Regions from separate parts of the Mus musculus genome. Here region 2 is linked to region 1. A link is a loop called in an ENCODE intact Hi-C map of the cell type or tissue named here. Cell type or tissue: left cerebral cortex. All regions are shown on one strand.

Evidence for each region. A loop is a pair of places that touch in the nucleus more often than their neighbours do. Peaks named below come from ENCODE experiments on the same cell type or tissue, not always from the same donor. Only the 100,000 strongest peaks of a DNase experiment are listed, where the experiment ranks them.
Region 2: it touches region 1 in a loop (4-fold over the local background); 2 of 42 quality-filtered maps call a loop at or near these places.

What each region holds. Positions count from the first base shown.
Region 1 is chr11:96,275,528-96,283,527 of GRCm38, forward strand. Hoxb9 (homeobox B9) reads left to right here. Exons shown (of 2, transcript NM_008270.2): 2 at 1-1,068. It overlaps Hoxb8 (homeobox B8), which reads left to right and starts at 6,378. Exons shown (of 2, transcript NM_010461.2): 1 at 6,378-7,859. The coding sequence starts at 7,436. In left cerebral cortex, a CTCF peak has its summit at 3,425 (motif pointing right); a DNase peak (open chromatin) is centred at 3,441.
Region 2 is chr11:97,022,378-97,030,377 of GRCm38, forward strand. It overlaps Sp6 (trans-acting transcription factor 6), which reads left to right. Exons shown (of 2, transcript NM_001363230.1): 2 at 1-2,362. The coding sequence ends at 216. It overlaps Scrn2 (secernin 2), which reads left to right and starts at 7,575. Exons shown (of 8, transcript NM_146027.2): 1 at 7,575-7,678. Gm11532 (predicted gene 11532) reads right to left here and starts at 4,041. Exons shown (of 2, transcript NR_133649.1): 1 at 1-4,041. In left cerebral cortex, CTCF peaks have their summits at 3,908 and 7,535; DNase peaks (open chromatin) are centred at 3,899, 7,562 and 7,711; H3K4me3 peaks cover 1,139 bases; H3K27ac peaks cover 329 bases.

The DNA.
Region 1 (8,000 bases):
GAGGCCTGTGGGCAGATGTGGCCATTCCTGTCCCCAAGCTGTTGTGAGCTAGAAAGGGCAAGAAAAAGCAGGGAGTGGTTTTATGAAGGTACCATTAGTGGAGTCCCCTCGTATTTTCCCTGCAGGAAGTGTTTAATTCTGCATGTTTTCCTTTCCTTCCAACTAAAGGAGGTCAAATTGTGGGTTGTAGAGCCCTGACAGTGCTGTTTCCCCATTCATACATTCCTATCCCCATTTGACAGAATGTAACTTTTCTTGCTGACCACAGTCTCAGATTCCTCTCTATCCTCCAACTTTGAAATCAACTCTCCTTTCCACCAAACCCATCTTGCACCAGCAAGACAAGTCTCCCATTGTAGGAAAAAAAAAAAAGTCCCTTTCCTCTCTGCTAGGTCAACCCCACCATAGAGAAGGCTGGGTCAGAAGAGTCTGAAAATTTATTGTGAATCAATTCCCCAGCTCCCTTCCAGAGTAGGCAGTCAGGGCCGGGAGGAGCAATGGCCTCAGCAAGCAGGGCTAGTGGGTATCTTTCCATTTCACCAGTTTCCTGACCCAGGAAGAAGAGAGCCCCTTGGCATCCAGCCAGAGGTCCAAAAGAAGACTCAGAGTGGGGACTTCACCTCCTGCAAAGTCCACTGCTGTATCCATCCTGTTGCTGCTGCATGCATACGCTTCTGGCAAACAGTCCAGTGTGCACAGGAAAGAGGCAAACATCGCACCTCCCCATCGTGCAGAGGGGGGTCCTCTCTGCCTCTCTGCCTCTCTGCTCTCCCTGCTTCTCAATCCCTTCCACCCGTGGACTTTTGTTCCCGCTTCTCCTGACTGCAAAGAGGTCATTCCAGTAGAACTTTGAATTTTATTTTATTAATTTTTTTTTGCTTTTGTCGGTGGCTGTGGTGACATTGTGCTTGTGTTTTGTGATTTCTTTGGCAGTGATTTTCAGTTGTTGCTTATAAGGGAGGGTTGAGGGTGGGAGTGGGGAGGGCAAGGGGCCTAGAGCTCTAATTGTTTGTTTTGGAAGAAAAAGGGGAAAAAAAGAACAAAAAATATACATATCACTCTAGAAAACAAACCTCTCCTGCGTTTTATTCTGTGTCACTTCTCCTCTGGTCATTTAGCAAAGCGTCCATTTGCTGAAAGCATGGCTTCAAACAAAGACAAGTTAGTGTCCACAGTCACAGGCTTTCTCCTTTGACCTTTTAGATCCTGCTACCTGCTCTGGTGGTGCTGACACCTGGTGGGTACCCAAGTTCCAAGACCTGGGCTTAAACTGAGCAGGGCTCTTCCGGTAGAACGAGGAGAGTGGAGAAGGAGGAAAGACAACCTCCAACATCTTTTGGAGCAGAGTCTCCCTATAGCAAGGGGTCTCTCACAAAGTTGCTCTGGAGACCTCCGCCATTAACTCAGGGAAGGAGAAGCTTGGCTAGTATTTCCTGGAGGCAGCATCATCTCTCAGCTAACCACTTCCAAACACCCAGCAAGGAGGAAGTTAGTGCCTTTTCTCGGCTGTTGCCATGAGGATGGTGGTTGAGTGTAGTGGAGACCCAGTGGTGGGAGAGAGCTCAAATGGTTGAACCTCAAGATTCTTTGTCGAACCCCCCACCACACACACACACACACACACACACACACACACACTCCTAGGGCAGCTTGCTGAGTCTGGGTGGTTGCGATCAGGGCGAGTGACAGTTCTCAAAAGAAAGCCACGGAGGAGTGTGGGACACAAACGTTTCAGAAATGGGGGATAATTTCTTTTCAAAAGGACCCCTTCCCGAATCACACTTGGCTTCAAGAATCGTCTGCAGTGTCCCCGCCAGAGCCTGTCGTGAGGTCTTGGAAGCCCTGTTTTGTTTTGTTTTTGTTTTTGTTTTCTTCTTCTTCAATCGTGAGGATGCGGTTGCTGCCGGCCTGCAGCTCTGCAGCTGACCTCGAGAGCTTCTCTCCGCTGCACACGCCACACTGCAGCGGAGACACTGTGCGTTGGGGTGGAGGTGGGGACAAAGGCTGGCCGGAGTGAGAGAAAGAAGCCCTGCCAAGGCCGGCCCTACCCCTCTCTAACGAAAGGGCGAGGGGATCCGAGAAACAGGAGAGGAGAAACAGGAGACAGAGAAACTGGTACCGCGGCTGGAACAGGCGGCCTGCCAGGAGGGTTATGTTAAAGATGGAAAATGAATCTGGCTTTAAAGCTAGTGTAGACTAGGCTGTTTCTCCATCCTTGGCTCTCCAGGCTCTGCCGGCGGCAGAGGATGAGCGAAGGAAGTCCCAGTTTCTGCCAAAAATAAACATAAAAAGCGAAGCTGGAGACTGGGCCGCTGAGGGGTTGGAGGCGAGGGTGTCTGGAGTTGCCTCTGGCAGCCGCGTCTGGGTCCCTAGCCTGGAGTGGCTTCTTACAAGACAAAGGCGAAGGTGCAGAGCCTGGGAAGCCGGAGATGAGGAAATCAATTGTCATAAAAGAGAGATTCAGAGAGAGAGAGAGAGAGAGAGAGAGAGAGAAGCTGGAAGAGGAATTCAATGCCGTGTGCGCAGCAATAAAAGAATATGACCGCTATAAAAGTTTATAGGGTATAAATTTCTGAAGGTTAAGAAACTAAACAGCAGCAAAGCAAACAGTGAGGGGAAACTTTCCGGAGATGAGCCTCAGATGAGCCTGGGCTCTGGATCTGGTGGGATAATGGCTGGGTCGGCCCCCATCCTCACCCTCAACCCTTTTGCGCCCACGACTGAGGCTTGGGGTCTGGGACTTGGGAATCAGGGGCAATGGGGTGAGGTTCCCCGAGGGTAAAAACTAAAGAAGCTAGCAGCTGGGAGGAAGAACGGTTTGTTGTCCCTAAAGTTTCAGTAATCGAAATTCTGACTGTTGTCTTTGTTCTTTACACCCCCTCTGGAACCACCATCCATAAATAAGAAACCTTTGCACACGCGGACACACACACACACACACACACACACACACACACACACACACTCACACACACACACGCACGCACGCACGGACACGGACTCAGGGACACACACACAGTCCAGCAAGGCCAGACATAAGGGAGAGTAGCCTCTTGATCCTTCTTCAGTTCTGTTTCATCCCCTCGGCCCTTCTCATCCCTCACAAAAAGCCCAATTGTTACCCTTTAGCGTGTGAAATATTCGTGTAAGGCTTAAAACGTGCTGATTTCTTCTTTTACTGACTAAAGCTTAGCGTCTTCAATATAAATTAGGGACTGAGTGGATATACAGCTTTTTTCCCCTTTAAGTTTATCTGAACTATTCCACGAACTGTTTCCTGATTCCGAAGCCTTTTTCTTATCTGCTTTCATTTCTCTCCCCTATTTCTAGTAATAATGAAAGTTTAATCGTTTGTTGCCTCCTCTGCTAGTTCTCAGAGAACCTGGCTGAGCAGATATAAGGACGTCTTTTGCACAGTGGCCGCTAGATGGCATCCTTGCTCCATATGAAATTTCCCAGTGCTGCGGCTGCCGGCCCAGCGGCTCTACACAGCACCTTGTTCGGCCCTGTATCTAGAAACAGAGAGCTACCAAAAGTCATGAGAAATTTGCACATAATAGAAAAAAAAAATAGGGTTTGTTATGGCTCTTTCCCCTACTGTATATATTTCAATTATAACAGAGTTCCTTTCTCTCTTCAAATGGTTCATTTTCTGAATTTCTCACAGTAAGAAAGCTGTTTGCCAGTTGCTGTGTTTGATGGGGCGAGAAATGCGTGGGAACCGGAGATAATGTTAATAATAAAAATATAGAAATAATAGGCACAAATCAAGGAGGCGAATTGATTTGAAAAACTGAGATTTTCCTGCAGTGGGGGCGAGGGAGGAATAAAGTGCAGGACAATGGGTCAGGTGAGACTGGTGAGCCTGCAGGTCTTTTGAAGAGGAAGCTACCCCAGGCGGGCTGCCCACACCTGCTGAAGAGAGAATCCGGACGTGCCAATCTGGGAGATTTCCAAATTTGGGAGAAATGGGGACCTGGCTTTGGTGAAGATTCGGTGGTGCTCCAAGTCAGAGGGGCCACTGCCCCAGGGCGCCGACTCCAGAGCCTTTACATGTGTGCAGGTCTAGGCTGGCCGAGTGCCTGGTCATCAAGGCTCGGACAGACTCTCCCTAGGGGTGCGGAATGCAGGATGCGGGATGCGGGATGTGGGATGCAGGATGCGGGAAGGCTTCAGAATCTCCTCGGAAGGCTCAGTCAAAACCCTGCGCATTTTTCCTAACAGCAGTAGAGGCAGACATGGCGACGGGGAGCAGTCTCTGGCTTTTCCACGCTTCCGGACTCCCAGGTGAGAGCTGCGGCTTCCTCGGGCGCGCCCAGGCTATGCCCTTGGCGTCCTTACTCTGGCAAACCTCGGGGAAGCCAGTCCTTCTGGGACGGAGCAGCTGGAAGCCTGGACCCAGGCACTTTTCCGTTCTGAGGTTGTCCCTCTGACTGCCTACAACCCCTTTGGCTGGTTCCCAATCTTCACTTTCCTCTCAGTCCAGCCTGAACCTGCCTCCAACCTGAGCCTCCAAAAATGACCCCAGAACCCCGTGTGGCTTCTTCTCTTTCCGCAGGACCAGGTGTAAAGAGGCCAGCGGAGTGTCTTCTCAACTTGAGTTTCTCCAATAAATCTGCCCTCCGTTGGGTGTTTATAACTGATCTCCGAGCTCTTTCTTGTTTTTTTTTTTCTTTCTTATAATAGAAACATTTTCCTTCCATCAGAAATTTCTGGCACGGTGTAGGGATGATTTAGAACAAGCCATTGAATTTCTATCCCACCAGTGAGTCCTCAAATCATGACCATAAAATCCCCCGCACTTGATAAAAATGTTCACTTCAGCAACAACTTGACACTGCTTTAGCTTGCCTCACCGACCTCTCATCCGTGTGGAAAAACAAAACCCCACAGCTTGCTTCAGTTTCCCTCTCTCTGGCCCCCTCCTTTTCTCTCTCCTTTCTATATACACTGTACTTCAGAAGGCCGAGTGAAACCCTTAGTGCAGCTTCTTTGGAAACGTGGTTTCATTTTTACAAAGATTCTGGCTCATGGAACCCCTCAAAAAAAAAAAAAAAAAAAAAAAAAAAAAAAAAAAAGAAGCACCTTAGAGAACGGGCAGTAGATTTAATTTATTTGTAAAATTGACTCTGCCTTTGTTCTAGGACGTTTCTTTCTCCTTCTCTCTGTCTTTCCAGTCAGTTCCCTCAGGAGACCATTGGTTCTGCCTGCCACCCTAAGGTTTGACCCCCCCCACCAGCCATGTGCCAGGTACACAGAGGAGGGCCTGGGCTTGGAGTGGGGCAGCCAGTCATTTCTGGATTTGAGGCCTCAGATCTTCAGGTGCTGGAGGTCCAACTAAAGGCACCCCAACAAGAGAAGAGGGGAAATGGAGACCTTGGTGGCCTTGTTTTTTTCCACTCCAAGGTTAGTGCAGGTGGTCAAATGGCTATGGGGACATATACCAATAACAGGTGCCTTTTAAACCCACACCTTTGTGTTGGGCACGGGAGAGCATAAGACAGCAGTAACCAAGGCCTTGGTACCCAGCCTTAGTCTCCACTACCCTTACCTCTTTTGCTGTGTGGATGAAGAGGTCACTATCTATACCTGGAAGGCTTGTGTGTAGAAGGAATGGGTGGTTGGCCCCAGAAAGCTGGGTGTCAGTGGGGCTTGGTTTCTGAATGCCAAGGCCCGGGGCACAGGTTTACAGCCACACGAGATATCATCCTTTGATATCACTGGACCTTTCCCTCTAAAGTGGCCAAAGCACCTCCAGAAGACCCCCCCCTTTCTCTTGCAGCTCCCCCCAACCACCAGCAGGTAAAGCTCCTGTAAATGGCAGAATTGGCAGCCGCCTGCAGAACTTTGTTCCACCTTAGCACTGCCCATTAACCAGAAAGTTTCTTCTTCCTCTCTCAGGCCCTCTCAGACTCCCTTTCCACAGAAAATCTCGCGTGTTTGCTTAATGAGGGAAAGTTATGTGCGTGACCTAGGTGAGGACAGATCTCGGGGTGGTTTGGGGTCTCATAAGAGCCAGTGGGGTCAGGTGTGTCTGCAAGGGAGAAAATCTCGGGGAAAGTCACCGTTTGTGCCGAAAGGGAAAAAAAAATCCACAGCAACCCATAATCGGTCTCATTTCAGCTAAGTCACCCCCACCGTGCTTCAGTCGGGCGGCGGGGGCGATCGAAGCTGCAGTTTTATAGCTGTAGAGGAAAGAACTCGTAAAATGCTAACAGCTTTTATGCGCTGCAGCATAAACAACAACAGACTCCGGCTTTATTGCGTTTTATAGTTTGTTAAAGAGTTTACAGCCGTTTTTTTGGGGGCTGGTTACCCAGCCAATTCCCTCCACACGATAGTTAAACCTTTATCAATAATAAGGAAATTGATCATTAAAGCTTTAAATATGACTACCTCGTTTGTTTGAAAATATGTTTAGGAGAGGAAGCTGTATGATTTGATAACTTGTATTAAAATACCAATTACATTTATAGGACCTTTTAAAACTCGGTGCAATTAAACCGTGTTCTTTTACATTTTTCCGAAGCGACCCTGACATTTAGAAAGACTCCAATTGCCTCGTTAAAATCGCGAAATTAACAGCGTGCCTACGCCAGGCTCAGCGTTGTGGATGTGTGTGTATGGTGTTTTTCCGTGACTCCCCCACATCAGTCTTTGGGGGTGGTCTGCGAAGGTATTTGATTTGTTGTGAGGCAAGAGATATCTCATTAATGTAGGTAGTTAAACAGATTTAATCCGTATTCGTTCTCTCTCTCTCCCCCCTCCCTCTCCCCCCCTCTCCCCCTCTTTCTCCCTGGGTGTTTTTTTCTCTTCCCCTCCTTTTTTTCTGCCCTCTCCTCACTCCCTGGCGCTCTCTCGCTCTAGCTCTCTCTCGCACTCGCTCTCTCTCGCTCTCACCCTCGCTCTGCGTTCTGTCCGGGAGGAGTACCCAGAAGCCAATAGGATGCGGGGTCTCTAATGGATGCAAATGATGGTGAAAAGACGGGGCAAAATATGAAACAACTCATTTGGAGGGAAGTAAATCACCGAAAACTGTTTATGAACTGGCATCCCTTCTTCGAAATGTAAAGCGAGGACCTCTTTAAGTGGCGGTATATTTTTGTTTGGGGGGTGGGGGGTGGGGGGAGGGCGAGCGAGCCGCGGCTGCCATGCAGGCTTAGACTTTTGCAGGCTTCGCTCTTCTATTCCTGGAAATCACAAAAAGTGTGGCGGCTTTGAGATCTTCTTCGTCTTTTCTTTCTTTTCCTTCCTTCCTTCTTTTTTTTCCCCTCCTCCCTTTTCCTCTCCTTTCCTGGCGAGGGTGACTAGGAGCCGGCGAATCCGCGTTTTTTTTTCTCTCTCTCTCCCTCCCTTTTCCCCCTCCCCACCCCCTCCCCAACAGCCCCCAACTACAGCCTGCGCCGCCGCCGCCGCCGCCTCAAAATTCAATAAAATGAGCTCTTATTTCGTCAACTCACTGTTCTCCAAATACAAAACCGGGGAGTCCCTGCGCCCCAATTATTATGACTGCGGCTTCGCCCAGGACCTGGGCGGCCGACCCACCGTGGTGTACGGTCCCAGCAGCGGCGGCAGCTTCCAGCACCCTTCGCAAATCCAGGAGTTCTACCACGGGCCATCGTCGCTGTCCACAGCTCCCTACCAGCAGAACCCGTGCGCCGTGGCGTGCCACGGCGACCCCGGCAACTTCTACGGCTACGACCCTCTGCAGCGCCAGAGCCTGTTCGGTGCGCAGGATCCAGACCTGGTGCAGTACGCAGACTGCAAGCTCGCGGCAGCCAGCGGCCTGGGCGAGGAGGCCGAGGGGTCTGAGCAGAGCCCGTCGCCCACACAGCTCTTTCCCTGGATGCGCCCTCAAGGTGAGCTCCCGTCCGACCTGGACCTGACAGGGTGGGAAGGGGCCAGGGGGGCCCCCATGCCGGTGGGGGGGGGAGGGCTGGTGGGCAGTCCGGGAGTATCTTCTGCTCCTAGAGGACTTGTGGGCTCCGTTCCAAACACCT
Region 2 (8,000 bases), 750 kb after region 1:
CAGACCCACACCGGGACCAAGAAGTTCCCCTGTGCGGTCTGCAGCCGAGTCTTCATGCGCAGCGACCACCTGGCCAAACACATGAAAACCCACGAAGGCGCCAAAGAGGAGGCGGCGGCGGCGGCCCAAGGCGAGGGCAAGGCCGGTGGCGTGGTGGAACCACCCGGGGGCAAAGGCAAACGTGAGGCCGAAGGCAGCTCGGCGTCCTCCAACTGAGCCCCATGGATGTCACATACCTGCCGTTCTTTATTTGGGGGGGCGGGGGGAATGGGGCGGCCTGAGTAAGAGGAAGGTGGTTATTTATTGGTGATGAGGGGACAGGGAAAGGGACGCTAGGGGTTTTTAGTCTCGGGGGCTACATGGGAGGCTGCTTGAATATTTAGGCTGCCAGGAGCTGAACACGCCCCTCGCTTCTTCCCTTTCTCACTATTTCACCCTCCCCTGAGTTGCTGAAGAGTTGGGATGGAGCGCCCCTACCATGTGGAGGGGTTCGCATAGTAGAGAGATGGCATGTCCCAGAAGCTGAGGGAACTCGAGATTGGGTCGGGGCGTTGGGGGAAGCTGTCTGGACACGTCTTTAGTTCCTGGGAACCCGGACATAAAAGCACCTTGGAGCCGCCCTTCGGCCTAGGTCTCTTTCATCCCCTCTTCTAGTGCTGCTCCCTCTAAAATTTCCGGAGAGAAAGCAGAGATGAGGTGTGTGTGTGGGGAAGCCTGGGGTGGTTCCCCTTAAGGGGCTGTCTACCTAGCTTGGAGGGTTATTAGTATAGAAAGAACTCCCTTCAGTGAATTTCTTCTAAACCCTTCTGGATGGTAGAGCCAGGAAGAGCAGCTCAGCTCTGCAGCCAGGGCTCTGAGCTGGAGGTCAGAGCTGGATGGCATAGAGGAGGGATCCAGCAGAAAAATCCTCTTACAAAGTGGAAGAGCTAGCCGCTCCTTTCAACTCGAATTCAATCCTTAACTCTTAGACCTTGTAAAAGAAAGCAAACTCAGCAGTCGACATTCCCCATCTATTCCCCTAGGTAGTTTCCTAAAGTCAGCTGCCAGCACTTGCTCCAGAGTTGACAAAACAACCCCCACCCCACTCCCAGGTCCCCATCCCTTGCTTTCCTGTTGGGGGTGGAAGGGAGAGAGGTTGTCCTAGCAGAGGGATTACAGCAGAAAACCCTGCCTGGACTCCCCGTCCCTCTCTTTCTTAGCTTGACCCTTCCGTGTTCCCTCCATTGTTATAGAGTCCTCCCCAGTAGAAAATCTCCTTCCATGTGAAGAAATATTGTTCCCCCACTGGAAGGAATTCTGGGAAGCTGTCTCTCTGTCCCCTTCTTTAGAGTCTAGAGATACATTTGGGTTTTGATCATAGGATGAGAGGGTAGACTTCTGCCTGGCAGACTGCAGGACCCTGGGGCTGGGGGCACTCTCAGGTTTGAGGTAGAGGCCTTGAGACCCTCTGACCCCACTCTTGCTCTCTTCTCTCCACCCAGAACCTTCTGCAGGGAATAGCTGTGTGTTGATTTTTAAGTTATAAGCAAAGGGTATTTTATTTAATAATTAGGGTGTGAGTGTGTGTATGCGTGTGTTGTCTGCACCTGTATGTGTGCATGTATGTGTTTCTCTACTGAGCCTGGGGTCTCCTGAGACCCCATCTTGTTCACCCCGTCCAAGACCTGGGGACAAGAACCTCAGCATCTTCCTCCCTGGGGGATGCTGGAGCCCAGTCCAAGGACTGGGACCTGTATGGGAAGTAGGGGCTGGGATCTGGGTAGGAATATATGTTTGTGTAGAAAGGCCTCCTCCTTGAAGGGACAGGGTGACTCCCTGTGGGACTTAGGGGCCTGAGATAGTTTAAGTTCTTTCTGTGTTCTCCCTCTTTCCCCACCTCCTGTGAACCTAGCCAGAGGTTCCCTTTCTTACAAAGAAGGCTGCAGGCAAGAGCGAAGTTGGCCATGCCTGCAGGTTGCCTAGCTAGGTGCAGAGGGGCCTAAAGGAGGGCACCGTGGGTGTGGGATGCCTTCTTCTCCACCCATCAAAACCAGCCACCTCTCACTGCGCTACCAAGACAACCTTTTTTCAGTGACCATGCTTAGGGGGAACTCCTACATGGAGTATTAGGGGGCACGGAGATGCTCCCCCTTATAGAGGCCTTGAACCCTAAGATCTGCAGGTGGGGCTCGGATAGGTTTTTGTCTGGCCTGCTCTTTATCAAATCTAGGTTTCTCAGCTGCCTGTCCTTCCAGGCAGCCCCTCTAGAGGAAAATGTAGGATTTTTTTTTTTCTTTAACTGCTGTGAACCCACTTGGGGGCGAGGAGGAGGCAGAAACAGCCTGTGTTTTTTATGCAACAATAAAGTCATCAACCAACCACACTCTCGCTTTGTTTGTCTTCCAGCTCTGCCTCCTATTTCGGACTCCATCCCTCTGCAGTGAGGACTGGGTAGGGGGATCTTTGGTCAAGCGTCACTTCTTTTCGATTGGAAAGATCTGAGATGAGATCAGAGCTCAGATCTGATCCTATCCTGGAAGGAATAGGCTCTGTAGTCTCTTGGTGTTCATCTGTGGAGATGAGATGTTTCTAGATGATTCTTTCCATAGAAGTCCCACGTCCCCAAAGGTCCCTCTCCCCACCCCACCCCCCATGGGAGCATGCGGGTCAGCCGGTCCCTCTGGCTGTGAGGGAGGTGGGGGGTGACTGACAGTGATTTCTTCACCTAGAGTGATCCCTATCAGAGACAAGGCGATGAAAGGCAGCCAAGATATCTGATGGGCAGCTGCCCAGCTGGAAACCGTGAAGGAAAGGCTGCTACTACTACTGCTCACAGCGAGAAACCTGCCAGGGTTACTCAACCACAGGGTGCACAGACGCACCCTCACGGGACTCACTATCTTCAGAGAGACTGGAAATGCCCATCCACTGTTGGTGCCTTATTCATGTCAGTGAGAGAAAGTCTCATGACTCCAGAGGACCGGTGCGTGGAAGGTGACAGGGAATTCGTTTTGTTTTCTCGTCTATGTAGGATAAGGTTGGTCACTGCGCACGCACTACACTACCTTTAACTGGCTTTTCTTTGAATCTATTGTTTGCTCATCTTGGCGTTCCTATCCCTTATGACCCCTAACCCAATTTCTCCTGCCAAATCTGGCTCTCAGGATGGCCCATCCCATCATCCGTCTGAGAAATTTGGGGGCCTAGAGTTTTCAGGGAAACTTGGAAAGGGGCATCAGGACGATTTAGGGGCCGTGGAGAAAACCTAGACTGGTAGGGGTGACGGGAGAGGGGGAGCCTGTTTCCATCGGTTGCTGAATTTAACAGTTCAGAATCCTGTTTACCTGCGACGGCCTGCCCGAGGCTCTCCTGCAGGGCGCCTCTTTTGTTTTCCTGGTTCTGGGGGAATTAGACCCCAGAAACCTAGTGAGTCCCCTCCTTTTCCCACATCTGCCTCCGGGGACAGGAGGGCAGCTGTAGGGCCGGCTGGGCTTGTCTGGGCAGGGCCCGGGCCCTCCCTCCTCCCCTTGCAACTCCTCCAGCTGACCTGCATTCTTAGCAGGGGCCTTTGGTGGGGCTCTGATGCATGCCTGATCCTCTGCAATGCAGCCTGGCTGGCCTGGGCCCCTGAAGGAGCTCGGAGACACCTCTGACCCCTCAGAAGTGGCACCCCAGCAGGATCCCATTGTACGGGAGAGGCTGGGAGGGAGGGAAATCATCATGTTTGGATTGACCCTCTGGACGACTTCTCTGAGTCCTATCCTTACCAGAGAAGTAAAGTAGAATGCCTCTAGGGCGGGTGAATGAAGTCAAAAGTGGAAACTTGACGGATAGCAGCCTGGGGTTGCAGCCACCGCCTCCTTCGGCTCCGCCTGCTCTTCCGGCTGCCTCCTTCCTCGGCCTATCCTGCCCCCCAGCGGACATCTGAGGAAGTGCAGAAGAGGAACCTGCTTTCTCCGCAGGGCGCCTCAGAGGATCTGTGGGTAGCTACAGCTTCAGCTGAGGTTTGAGGTGGGATGGCATCCAATAGCACCTCGCACCCCTCCTCCAGAACACACCCCGAAGCAGCACTTACGTGACCATTAATCCTATACACCCTTATAGATGAGCATACTAGCAATGAAGGTTTTTTGTTTTTGTTTTTGTTTTTTTGTTTTTTTTGGTTTGGATTTTTTTCGAGACAGGGTTTCTCTGTATAGCCCTGGCTGTCCTGAAACTCACTTTGTAGACCAGGCTGGCCTCGAACTCAGAAATCCGCCTGCCTCTGCCTCCCAAGTGCTGGGATTAAAGGCGTGCGCCACCACCGCCCTGCTCAATGAAGGTTTTAAAAGTATCTTACAAAATCCACCAAAGGACCATTAGAACTAATCAGAACAGAGTCAACAGGAAACAATAAGAAGTATTTCTTTAAAAAAAATTTAATGAGTACGAATGTTTTGCCTGCAAGTATGTATGTATGTATGTTCACTACGAGTGTGTAGTGCCCTTAGAGACTAGAAGAGGGCATCAAAACCCTGGAACTGGAGCTACAGGTGACTGTGGTGTCTGAAGATTAAGGAGAACATCAGCTCTATACTGATTTTAACTCCAAAGATGCGACCTTAGTGAGGCAGAATGGGCAGCCACAAGCCGGGAGCCATGTGAATAATTTAAGTTACTCAGCTGTGTTGTTTATTTTATTTTTCTAAAGATTTCTTTTTATTTAGTAATATGTGTACAAGGAAACTGCAAGTGCCCACTGAGGCCAGAAGAAGGCGTTGGATCCCCTGGAGATGGAGTTCCTGGACTATGTGAACTACCTGGTCGAGGAGCTGGGAACCCAACACTGCTCTTCTGCAAGAGCAAGCGCTCTTAACTAATGAGCTGCCTCTCTAGCTCTTGAGAAATATTTCTAGCCAGGCAGTGGTGGCAAAAGCCTTTAGTCCTAGCACTTGGAAGACAGGCAGAGACACTCAGATCTCTGAGTACCAAGCCAGTCTGGTCTACAGAGTGAGTTCAGGATATCCAGGGCTTCACAGAGAAACCCAGTCTTGAAAAACACAGAGAGAGGAGACATCAAATATTAAAAAAGACAAATCAGAAAGCAATGCCCTTTACAACACACACACACACACACACACACACACACACACACACACACAGTTCTAAGGACTCAGAGAGGGAAAACCTGTACCTGAAAATTCAAGTTTATTTTGGTTCAGAGATGCCTGCCCAGGCCGGCATTGAACTCCCTATTAACCAAGGCTGCTCAAGGACTTCTGATCCTTCTGCCTCCTGGAATTACAGGTGTTCTCCACCACACTGTGTTTACGCGATGCCTAGGTTTGAATACAGCACTCAAACGTGTTAGGCAAGCACCCCAACTGAGCTACATCCTCAGACCAGATTCTGAAAAACTGATTAAAGAAATGGAAGACTCTCTGAGGGGTGGTGGCGCACGCCTTTGATCCCAGCACTTCGGAGGCAGAAGCAGGCGGATTTCATAACATAAAAAAAAAAAAAAATTAAATTAAAAACATTTTAAAAAGAAATGGAAAAATGTGCACACATGTGCACAAGAGCACATGCACACATGCTCGTACACACACACACACACACACTCATGTGCACATGGACACACACATATGAGCACACATGGACACAGACAAGCACACAGGCACACAGACATGTACACACACATACATACACACATGCTTCTGTGCTTATACATTGCAATAATTAAAATGGTAGCGGCATCACAGATTCCATGTAATCCCTACAAGTAATTCCTAGAGGTCATGGGACCATAAGTGTGTGAGGCGCATGCTCTTCAGTGCCAATGGCAGAGATGATTCATAGAGGAAAACACCAAAACCATAAGAAGTCTGAATCCAGCTCCACACCCCTGCATGCCCCTCTGAGCCCAAATCTCTCCTTTCCGATCTCCTCCTCACTGTGCGTAGAAGGTAGAAGCAGCACAGCTTGGCAATTAGAAATCCCTAAATCCCCTTCTCAACGTTATCTTTCTCAGCACCTAGTGGGCAGAACTGAACTTGGGTTTCTGGAGACAGGCGGGTTTTGTGTACGTCTCCTTGTGACATGGGAGTACACGGGGGTCAGGGAGATGGCTCAGGCCTGCCACATGAGCACGAAGGCCTGGGTTCCATGTCCAACACGGGAACTATAATGCCAGCCCTGTGGAGGTGGAGACAGGAGGCTCTCTGAGCTCGCAGGCCGGCCGGCCAGCCACCAAAGCAGAATCAACAAGATTCGGCCTTCATCCGAGGCCCTGACTCAGAGAAGAAGATGGAGCACAACCGAGGAAGACACCCAGTGCTGACCTCTAGTCTGCACAAAGGCACACCTACATGGTGGTGTGCACTTGCACACATGTATGTATACACACAGATAGTCTCTCAAAGTTGTAAAATATGTACAACAATGACAACAAAACGAGGTGCACAGCTCAAAAGATATGGCATCTAAGGTTGAAAATAAAAAAGGGGAGGCTGGAGAGATGGCTCAACGTTAAGAGCACCAACTGTTCTCCCAGAGGTCCTGAGTTCAAATCCCAGCAACCATATGGTGGCTCACAACCATCTGTAATGAGATCCGATGTCCTCTTCTGCTGTGTCTGAAGACAGCTACAGTGTACTCATATACAATAAATAAATCTTTAATAAAAAAAATAAAAAAGGGACCAGAAGGATGGTTCAGAAGTTCAGAGTGACGATTGATCTTGCAGAAGACCTGAGTTTGGTTCCCACCACCCATGCCAGGCAGCTCACAACCATCTGTGATTTCAGCTTCAAGGGATAGATCACCCTCTTCTGGCTTCTGTGGGCACATGCCTTCCCCTACATGTAATCCCCACACACATATTTACAAAATTTAGAAAAAAAACTTATTTTATGCGTTTTGATGTTTTGCCTGTATGTGTGCCTGCCTGAGCATCACATGTGTGTCTGGAGTCCATGGAGACCAGAGAGAGCATCAGGTTCACTGAAACGAATTACAAACAGCTGTGAGCTGATACTCGAACCCATGTTCTCCTCAACGGCAGCTTTGAAGCACCCAGTTATCTCTCTAGCCTATAAAAATACAAATTTTAAAAATTAGTAAAATAAGTGCCAGGCGGTGGTGGTGCACGCCTTTAATCCCAGCACTTGGGAGGCAGAGGCAGGCGGATCTCTGTGAGTTTGAGGTTAAGCTATTCTACAGAGCAAGTTTCATGACAACCAGAGCTACACAAAGAAACCCTGTCTCTAAAAAACAAAACACAAAAACAGTAATAAAATAAACAATACCGTAATTTATGAAATTCAAGTCAGGAAGCAGGTAGTGAAAGTTTTCCCTTAATCTCTAGAACTCCCAGCAGTGTTGGCTACTTTATGCATTCTTTCTTTTCACTAGGGCTTCTTTTCTCCTTCAGCTCCACCTCCTGTTAATGACTCTTATCTGATAAGGCTGTAGAGAAAGCCCGGGACTCTTAAGCAGGATTTGAAAGGTCTCTCAGCTCTAAGAAGTGGTGCTAGCTAGCGCGCACCCTCGTGGAAGACGGTGACATTGCAGGTGTCCTGTGCCGGTGCCGGCCCCGCCCCCGGGGACAAAGGCCTTCCAGGTCACCTACCAGAGAACCTGGGTCCAGGGGAACAGATCTGACCTGAAGAGGAGGAAGTGGCGCCCGGAACCGAGCCTGGGGGTCTTGGATGCAGAGAGGGTGAGAGACCGAGGCACTGAGGACTTGGAAAGGGGTGGACGGAAGAGGCGCGTGAATGTGGGCATGCGCAGGAGCGTGGGATTCTTGGAGCCAGCTTTAGTGCCTAGAAACTACCCTGTAAGTCAGCCTGGAAGGGCTAGGACTCCAAAACAGACGCTCTTAACTTGCAGAGTTTGCTCTGTCGCCTGACTCCAAGCCAAGTGCATTGTTAGTGCACACCACGCTTTGACAACAGTGCTGTTGTCCCAGAGCGTCAGGCTTCTCAGAGTGCACACGTGGGGAGGAGAGTGCCCTGCACCCCACCGGTGGCCAAGACTGTGGA